Regions from separate parts of the Homo sapiens genome. Here region 1 is linked to region 2. Evidence: read pairs that join two places in POLR2A ChIA-PET (ENCODE). Cell type or tissue: MCF 10A. All regions are shown on one strand. Each heading gives the region's core, and the rest is flanking DNA. Links, peaks and the distances in the headings are about the cores only.

The links. ChIA-PET counts read pairs that join two places held together with the same protein. Peaks named below come from ENCODE experiments on the same cell type or tissue, not always from the same donor. Only the 100,000 strongest peaks of a DNase experiment are listed, where the experiment ranks them.
Region 1: POLR2A ChIA-PET joins it to region 2 with 5 read pairs; 13 of 35 experiments call an interaction of 5 or more read pairs at or near these places.

The regions. Positions count from the first base shown.
Region 1 is chr5:151,668,786-151,673,149 of GRCh38, reverse strand. It overlaps SPARC (secreted protein acidic and cysteine rich), which reads left to right. Exons shown (of 10, transcript NM_003118.4): 4 at 1-21; 5 at 1,456-1,577; 6 at 3,366-3,486. Among named protein-coding and RNA genes, the nearest start is that of CLMAT3, 6.0 kb to the left of the region's middle. In MCF 10A, for the core only: no CTCF peak of the experiment used is centred there; DNase peaks (open chromatin) are centred at 949 and 1,719.
Region 2 is chr5:151,727,124-151,731,517 of GRCh38, reverse strand. No RefSeq gene overlaps it. Among named protein-coding and RNA genes, the nearest start is that of ATOX1-AS1, 24 kb to the left of the region's middle. RefSeq lists an enhancer at 1,541-2,077. In MCF 10A, for the core only: no CTCF peak of the experiment used is centred there; no DNase peak of the experiment used is centred there.

The DNA of each region.
Region 1 (4,364 bases), core at 1-4,000, 58 kb after region 2:
AAGAGGAGGTGGTGGCGGAAAGTATGTCCCTTCCCTGTAACTTGGCACATCCAAGCTGCCCTTGGCTGCCTGGGCCTGGGGCACGAGGACAGCCTACATGAGGCTCCTTCCAGCAGAAATGCAGGGTGGGGTCCTCAGTGGGCTATGAAGGAAACACGGCTTTGACTTAACAAGTGGGAAACTGTGGCACTCAGTCCCCTGGGATCTGGGCAAGATCGGTTTCCAGGCCATCCATGTGTGTGGTAGGAAGGAGAGTTCTCCAGCTGGAAATGGGCTTCTCCCCTCATAGCTCTTTGCCCTGAGTCCAAAGCTGAGTTTCCCAGTCCCACGGAGGTCGCTGATCACATCTGGTCACCGAAATCTCCCATTGCTTCTGTATCAGCCCGTGCCCCACAGAGAAGTAGAACTGAGAGAAGAGATCAGGAACTTGCACACTCATAAGCTCATTCTATTTCACACAGTCCAAGGAAACGAGGTCCTGAGGAAATGCAACCTGACATAATCCGTACCATGCTATCCATGCGTTAGTGCCCTGGGAGAGAAATGACCTAGGGGCTCTGGCTCCAGCCCTAGGTGCAAAGCATTTGTACTCAAGGGGTTAAGAGCAAGGACTTTGGAAGCGGTCCAACCAAGCTTTGAACCTAGGCTTCTCCACGCCAGCTTGCTTAGCATCTCGGAGCCTCAGTTTCTCATCTCTCATATGGGGCTGATGAAGATGGCAGACCCTTGTCCCAGGGCTGCCGGGAAGTTTTCAGACAAGCTGAGTAGGCATCCGCTAAAGGATTATTAAAACACCCAAAATAAAGCATTGCGAGGAAAAGGCCACATTAAGCTCTCATCCTGAGGGGATAGCTAATGGTATTTGATCTAGCTGGGCACAGGGTTTCTGTTGAACAGAGGGACATCTACTGAGTCATGTTCCTTCCCGCCTCCACGCCCACCTCATCCGGTGTTTACCAGGCTCTATTGTCCAGCATGGACTTTGAGGCTCTTCTCCCTTTTCCTTTACTGCCACTTAAGTCTGTTTTGTTGGGCCTCAGCTCCCTGGCTCAGTGTCAACAGCTGACTTTCTAAGCCATTCTAGAAAGCTTATTCTGGAATCCAGAAATGCCCCACTGTGATTGTTCAATGGAGACCCAGGAACACAATGGTTGCTTCAATCTTCAGGAAAGCCATATGGTATCTAGTGTTTCTGGGTCCCAGACTGAGCCTCCAGCCCCCCAGAAGTGCCTGACCTCTATCTCAAGCTAAACCTCTAATCCCCAGGCTGAACCAGCTGCTGCCCTAAATGTTGACTGTGAGGCTCAGTGCAAGAGCAGGCAGGACTCAGGGCTGTCCAAAGCCCAGAGTGGGGGCCACAGTCAAGGACTGTCAGCCCTGAGATCTGTCCAGGTAGGATGGGGGTGGATGTGCTAGTCCAGGTGATGCTAACTCCCTTGTCTTTCTGCCCTACAGATCCCTGCCAGAACCACCACTGCAAACACGGCAAGGTGTGCGAGCTGGATGAGAACAACACCCCCATGTGCGTGTGCCAGGACCCCACCAGCTGCCCAGCCCCCATTGGCGAGTTTGAGAAGGTGAGGGCTGAGAGACAGGGGCAGGGGGAAGGGATTGGGCACTTCGGAATACAGGATGTCTGCTCAGGAAACTGTTGGCTTGGTGGTTCTATGGGGCAGTGCCAGTCTCAGAAGTCCCCTTGCTAGACCTAGTCCCAGCAGGAAAGAGGGGATGAGTCAGAGTGCTCTGCCTGGCACTGGATCTTTTCAGCAACCAGCAAGACTTTAAACAGCACCATCAGGTTCCAAGCCCTGTGCCAGACTCTTAGAGCTAAGAGTATAACAGCATCAGCAAAGAATCAGGTCCAAAAATACGGGTTCTGGGGCCAAACTGAAGGTTGACTTCAAACCTCATCTCCATCACTTATTAGGTGTGAGATTTAAGCTAAGTTGCCGAACCTTTTCAGGTCTCAGTTTTCTCACATCCAAAGAGAGGATAAAAATAGTCCTTAACTCATAGATCTGTTGTGGAGATGTGTCAGAAATGTTTGGTACATAACAAGTATCCAATAAATGCTACTTAATTTTAAATTATCTCTCAAATATGTCCCTTCTCTCCAATAGGATCCATCCATCCGTCCAAGTAAATATTTTTTGAGTGCCTGCTCCTGCCTACCATCATGCTAGTGGCAGTCTAGCTCATGGCAGCAAATCTAGGGCCAGCACTATTCCTACAGCCTCCCATCTGGCTTCTCCATCTTCAGTTTCTCCAGAGACTACATAGCCTCTGGGCTCCACATTTTAATATCATTGTTAACATTTTCCTCCTCCTCACCCCTCCCCACTCCCAGTGCCCAGTCACCAGTGCCCATCAGTTCTCCCTCTGCAGTGACATATAAGCTATACTAAATAAGTACGGACAGGATGTTCAACACAGGCTCCCCTCCTCCTAACACAGCTACTTACGGCCACTGCATGTCCAGCCCTCAACATCTCTGCTTGGCCACCCCTATGTTCAGAGATCGACTAGGACTCCATTGGCTCAGCATACAGTTGTACTCACACCTAAGGTTTAGTACAGCGACATATTCAGGATATACAGCTGGATCGTAAGGGAAAAAGACACTAGCAGAGTCTGGAGGAATCTGGGTGGAGACTGACTGACTCCCAAGAGGGGTCATCAGAGTGCATTCTTACCCCAGCTACAAAGAGGCAGCCACATGTGAGTGATGTTTCTTTCCAGGGAAGTTCATTAGAGACTCAGCACCCAAAGTTTTAATTGGAGGCTGGTCACATAGGTACCCTTTGCCTAGCATGCACCAGAATTTCACACTTCCAGAAGGAAAGCAGATGTTCAGCATAAACCAGATTGTTTGTACAAACAGTCCAGGCATAGCGAGCCACTCTTATCAGTTAGGGAAAGATTTACAACAGTGCAGAGAACTGTTTCCCAGCTAAGTTCCCAGACACCAGCCACAGGCTGACCTTACAAGCAGGCCTTTTCTAAGGATAACAATTCCAGGCCTGCTATGTTAACTCTTCTTTGAACACTCTTGTTTCTCTCCCATTCCTGTCTTTAACTTTCTCTTCAAATATCTTCCAGGATTTTTTTCCCTATATCTCAGAACTGACTCAGTCATGCCTCTGCTCAGAGACCATCGATGGCTCTCAGCCTGGGCTGAGCATTGACCTGGGAACCCAAAAAGTGGATTTGTGGCCCAGCCCTATCACTAACTCACTATATGACCTCAGGCTAATGACATTCCTTGCTTAACCCTCAGTGTCCCCATCTCTGAAATGGACAAGGATATTGGTATCAGCGAAGGGCTTTGGGAATGAAGGAGGGGGTACTCTGTGCTTTGCCAACAGGTGTGCAGCAATGACAACAAGACCTTCGACTCTTCCTGCCACTTCTTTGCCACAAAGTGCACCCTGGAGGGCACCAAGAAGGGCCACAAGCTCCACCTGGACTACATCGGGCCTTGCAAATGTGAGTGTCCTTGGGCCCTTCCAGACTCCTGTCTTGGGGAGAGAGCTCTGAGCTGGCACTGATGCTGTCTCTGCCACCCCCATGCTGGGTGATCTTGGGCAAATCTCTCTCCCTTTCTGAGTCTCGGCATCCCCATTTATAAAATGAGGTAATTGTCTATGAGTTGGCTCCTCTCAACTCTGAGTTCAGGGCACTTTCTGGGGAAGGACTGAGCGATTATGGAAGGTCAACATCAGGGAAGATTTCTGGAGTCTCTCACTAGCATCTGAGACAACTGCATTTCATTTCTCTAATGAGGAAGAATTTCTTCTCTCAGGCTAAGTTGAATCTTTCTTGCTTCAACACTGTAAAGCAAAAATGATGTTTGACCTGGGCCTACAAAATATTTTGAAAATATCTGATTTTGAATGCTTTAAAATAAGGGCATGCCTGTCGGTTTGCTTTGGGCCCTGTTACTTGGTACTGTCATATCTTCACCCTTTTACTCCATTACATTCCTATCTGCCCTCCGAAGAGAGAGGATAAGCACCCTCTTCTGGAAACCTGGGAGTCAGTTGTCTGGGGAGGGATGCCAGGGTGTGGTCTGATCTTTGGTTAGTGACCCCAGCTGCAAACTCAGTGGGGCCAAGTGCCTTGTTCAGTATCCTCCCTATCATGGGAGACCCCCAAGACCACACCTGCTCCCCCTCCAAGGCAACATCCACACTGTGGGTCTTGTGTATTCTGGCACCCGATGGCAATGAGGAGAGCCACTCACCTACCTCAGGTGTACAGGGTGCAGAAAAGTATGTAGGGGGTGGGAAACAAAGTTCTCCTCGTGGGACCCCAGGTATGAAATTGAGAAGGTACAGAGTAGAAAAGGAGGGTTGGGGGAAGAA
Region 2 (4,394 bases), core at 228-4,227:
AGTGCTGAGGGCATAGCTCACTGCAACCTCAAACTCTTGGGCTCAAGTGATCCTCCTGCCTCAGCCTTTAGAGTAGCTGAGACTACAGGTATGCACCATGGCACTTAGCTAGAAGATGATGGATTCTATACATGAGCCTTAAACTATTTCCAGATTTTGTTTCTATGTGAGAATGAAATAATCTTCATTTTTGTTACAGCTACTGTTACTTTGAGCTTACTGGTATATACATACAGCTGAACCTAACACTAACTGATACATAAGCTTGTGCTTCCCTGATTTCTTCCACCCACCTGCCATATGCTTGCTTTCATTTGCCCATAATACCAAGATACGCAGGCCTAAAGTCAAGATTGGGATCTGCAGCAGTTGCTTTCACAAGGTCCTGGTTTTTTTGGTGTGTGTGTGTGTGTGTGTGTGTGTGTGTGTGTGTGTGTGTGTGTTTGTGTGTGTGATCTTGAGCCACTTTAACCGCCTGGGTCTCAGTTTCCACAACTTTAAAAGGAAGGGGTTAGGCTGGACATGATGGCTGATGCCTGTAATCCCAACACTTTAGGAGGCCAAGGCAGAAGGATTGCTTGAGGCCAGGAGTTCAAGACCAGCCTGGGCAACATAGTGAGACCCCAACTCTAAAAAAATTTTAAAAATTAGCCAGGTGGTGGCACCTGCCTGTAGTCCTAGCTACTCAGGAGGCTGAGGTGAGAGGATTGCTTGAACCCAGGAGACTGGGGCTGCAGGAAGCTATGATCACACCACGGCACTCAGCCTGGGTGACAGACTGAGACCTTGTCTCAATAATAATAATAATAATAATAAAACAAATGAAGGGGTTGGTCTAGATCAAAGATTGGCACACGACAGCCTGCAGGCCAAATCAAGCCACCATCTGTTTTTGTAAATAAAGTTTTATTGAAACACAGTCATATTCATTTTTGTATTATCTATGGCTGCTTCCACACTATAACAGCTGAGTTGGAGAATGGCAACGAAGACCATTTGGCCCACATAGCCTAGACTGTTTACTATTTTGCCCTTTTCAGAAGAAAATTGTCTGTCCATTGTTGCGGGAAGTCACAGACCCTGAATGGAGAGACCGGCTGAAGCCGCGGCAGAAGAACATAAATTGTGAAGATTTAATGGACATTTATCAGTTCCCAAAATTAATACTTTTATAATTTCTTACGCCTGTTTTTACTGCAGTCTCGGAACATAAAGTGTGAAGATTTCATGGACATTTATCACTTCCCCAATCAATACCCTTGTGATTTCCTATGCTTGTCTTTACTTTAATCTCTTAATCCTGTCATCTTCATAAGCTGAGGATGCATGTCACTTCAGGACCCTGTGATGACTGCGTTAACTGTACAAATTGTTTGTAAAGCATATGTGTTTGAACAATATGAAATCAGTGCACCCTGAAAAAGAACAGAATAACAGCAATTTTCAGGGAACAAGGGAGATAACCATAAGGTCTGACTGCCTGCGGGGTTGGGCAGAATAGAGCCATATTTTTCTTCTCACAGAAAGCCTATAGATGGATGTGCAAGTAGGAGAAATATCGCTGAATTCTTTTCCCAACAAGGAATATTAATAATTGATAGCCCTGGGGAAGGAATGCATTCCTGGGGGAGGTCTATGAATGGCCGCTCTGGGAATGTCTGTCTTATGCGGTAGAGATAAGGACTGAAATATGCCCTGGTCTCCTGCAGTGCCCTCAGGCTTGCTAGGACTGGGAAATTCCAGCCTGGTGAATTCTAGTCAGACCAGTTGTCTGCTCTCGAACTCTGTTTCCTGTTAAGATGTTTATCAAGACAATGCATGCACAGCGGGACACAGACTCTCATCAGTAATTCTAATTTTGCCCTTGCCTTGTGATCTTTTATTGCCCTTTGAAGCATGTGATCCTTGTGACCTACTCCCTGTTCGTACATCCCCTCCCCTTTTAAAATCCCTAATAAAAACTTGCTGGTTTTGTGGCTTGGGGTTGCCATCACAGTCCTACCAATATGCGATGACACCCCCGGAGGCCCAGCTGTAAAATTTCTCTCTTTGTACTCTTTCTCTTTATTTCTCAGACTGGCCGACACTTAGGGAAAATATAAAGAACCGAAATTGAAATATTGGGGGCTGGTTCCCCCAATAATCCATGGTCTAGATCAGTGATTTCAAACTGTTCTACAGAGACCTAAGGCTCTGTGCAGGTACCTCAGGGAAAAGGGAGGAACTGAGAGTGGGGCTCCAACCCCTGGCATCTTCCTACCAAGACTACACCTCTTATTTGTTGAAATTAACTAGTTGAGGCCAGTCACGGTGGCTCATGCCTGTAATCCCAGCACTTTGGGAGGCCGCGGCGGTGGATCACCTGAGGTCAAGAATTCAAGACCAGCCTGGCCAACATGGTGAAACCCTGTCTCTACTAAAAATACAAAAATTAGCCGGGCATGGTGGCATGTGCCTATAATCCCAGCTACTCCAGAGGCTGAGACAGGAGAATAGCTTGAACCCGGGAAGCAGAGGATGCAGTGAGCCAAGATCACATCACTGCACTCCAGCCTGGGCAACAAAGAGTGAAACTCCATCTCAAAAAAAAAAAAAAAAAGAAATTAACTAGCTGGATTTTATTTAAATATTTTATTATGGAAGTTTCCAAAAATATCTGAAAGTAAAGTGAATAATATCATGAACCCCATACACTCATCTCCCAGCTTCAAGAATTACCAAGTCATAGCCGGTTTCGGTGCATCTTCCACTGCCCGCCCCCACCCCACACAGGGTTATTCTGAAACAAACACCAGCATCATTTAATTTTATTATTGTATTTCTTTTTTCTTTTCTTTTCTTTCTTTCTTTTTTTTTTTTTTTTTGAGATGGAGTCTTGCTCTGTTGCTCAGGCTGGAGTGCAGTGGCGCAACCTTGGCTGACTGCAACCTCTGCCTTCTGAGTTCAAGCAATTCTCTTGCCTCAACCTCCTGAGTAGCAGGGGCTACTGGCACACACCACCACACCCGGCTAATTTTTGTATTATTGTATTTCTTCTGAGAGATAGGATTTAAAAAAAAAACCTATCCATCATGACACCTAAAAGTTAATACAAATTTCTTAATATCATAAAATATCCAGTGCTCAAATTTCCTCTATTGTTATTTATTTATTCTTTTCTTAAGCCCTTGGTTTGTTCAAATCAGGATGCAAACAAAGTCCATACATTGCATTTGATTGATGTTTCTTAAGTCTTTCAGTCTGTAGCAACCCTACTCCTGCCCTTTTTTGTTTTTCTCCGCAAATTATCTGTTGAGGAAGTTGGGTCTTCTGTGCAGGAGGGTCTTCTGTAATTCTGGATTTTACTGAGTGCACCCCATAATGCAATGTGTTCCTTAGTCCCCTCAAGTTCCTGTAAAATGGTGGTTAGGTTTATACTTCATCAGAACCACCTTTGATTTTTTGCTGACAATCTTTCATAGACGGTGCTATGAAATCCTCTTATATCATATCAGGCAGCACATAATATCTGCTTGTCTTTCTGTGTGTAATATCAAGATGGATGGATGGATTCAGATGTTGTCAGCCTAGTCCATCCATTATAAACTCCCCATCAGCTCTTCAACTCATGGTTTTAGCAGACATTGATGATTATTGTTGCACCCATTATTTTTTTAATCACAAAAGTCATACATGTAGGCTGAGAATGGTGGCTCACGCCTGTAATCCCAGCACTTTGAGAGGCTGAGATGGGTGGATCACTTGAGGCCAGGAGTTCGAGACCAGCCTGGTCAACATGGTGAAACTCCATCTCTACTAAAACTACAAAAATTAGCTGGGTGTGGTGGCACACGCCTGTAATCCCAGCTACTCGAGAGGCTGAGGCATAAGAATCTCTTGAACCTGCGAGGCAGAGGCTGCAGTGAGCCAAGACTGTGCCATTGCACTCCAGCCTGGGTGACACAGCAAGCGTCTGTCTCAAAAAAAAAAAAAAAAGTCATACATGTAAAATTGTAAAAAAAAAAAACCCAAATATCCATCCAAAGGAGACTGAAAAGATAAAAGCAGTAATTATATCACACTGTATTTATACATCAGGCAATATAGCAGTCAGAATTTAAAATCTAAATATATCATTTGGGGAGGCATACATATGTGTTAAAAGTAAAAAATATGTATAGGAATGATAAACTCCAAATGTAAGGTATTGTTTACTTCTTTTTGTATGGGAGAATGAGGAATAGGACTGGGTTTCAATTATATATATGATTCAATCATATATATATATATATATATATATATATATATATATATATATATACACACACACACACACACACACATTTTGTTTATTAACAGAGGTCTGTCTGAACTATTTATTGCAAAATGTTAAGATTTGTCAAAGCCAGAAGGTG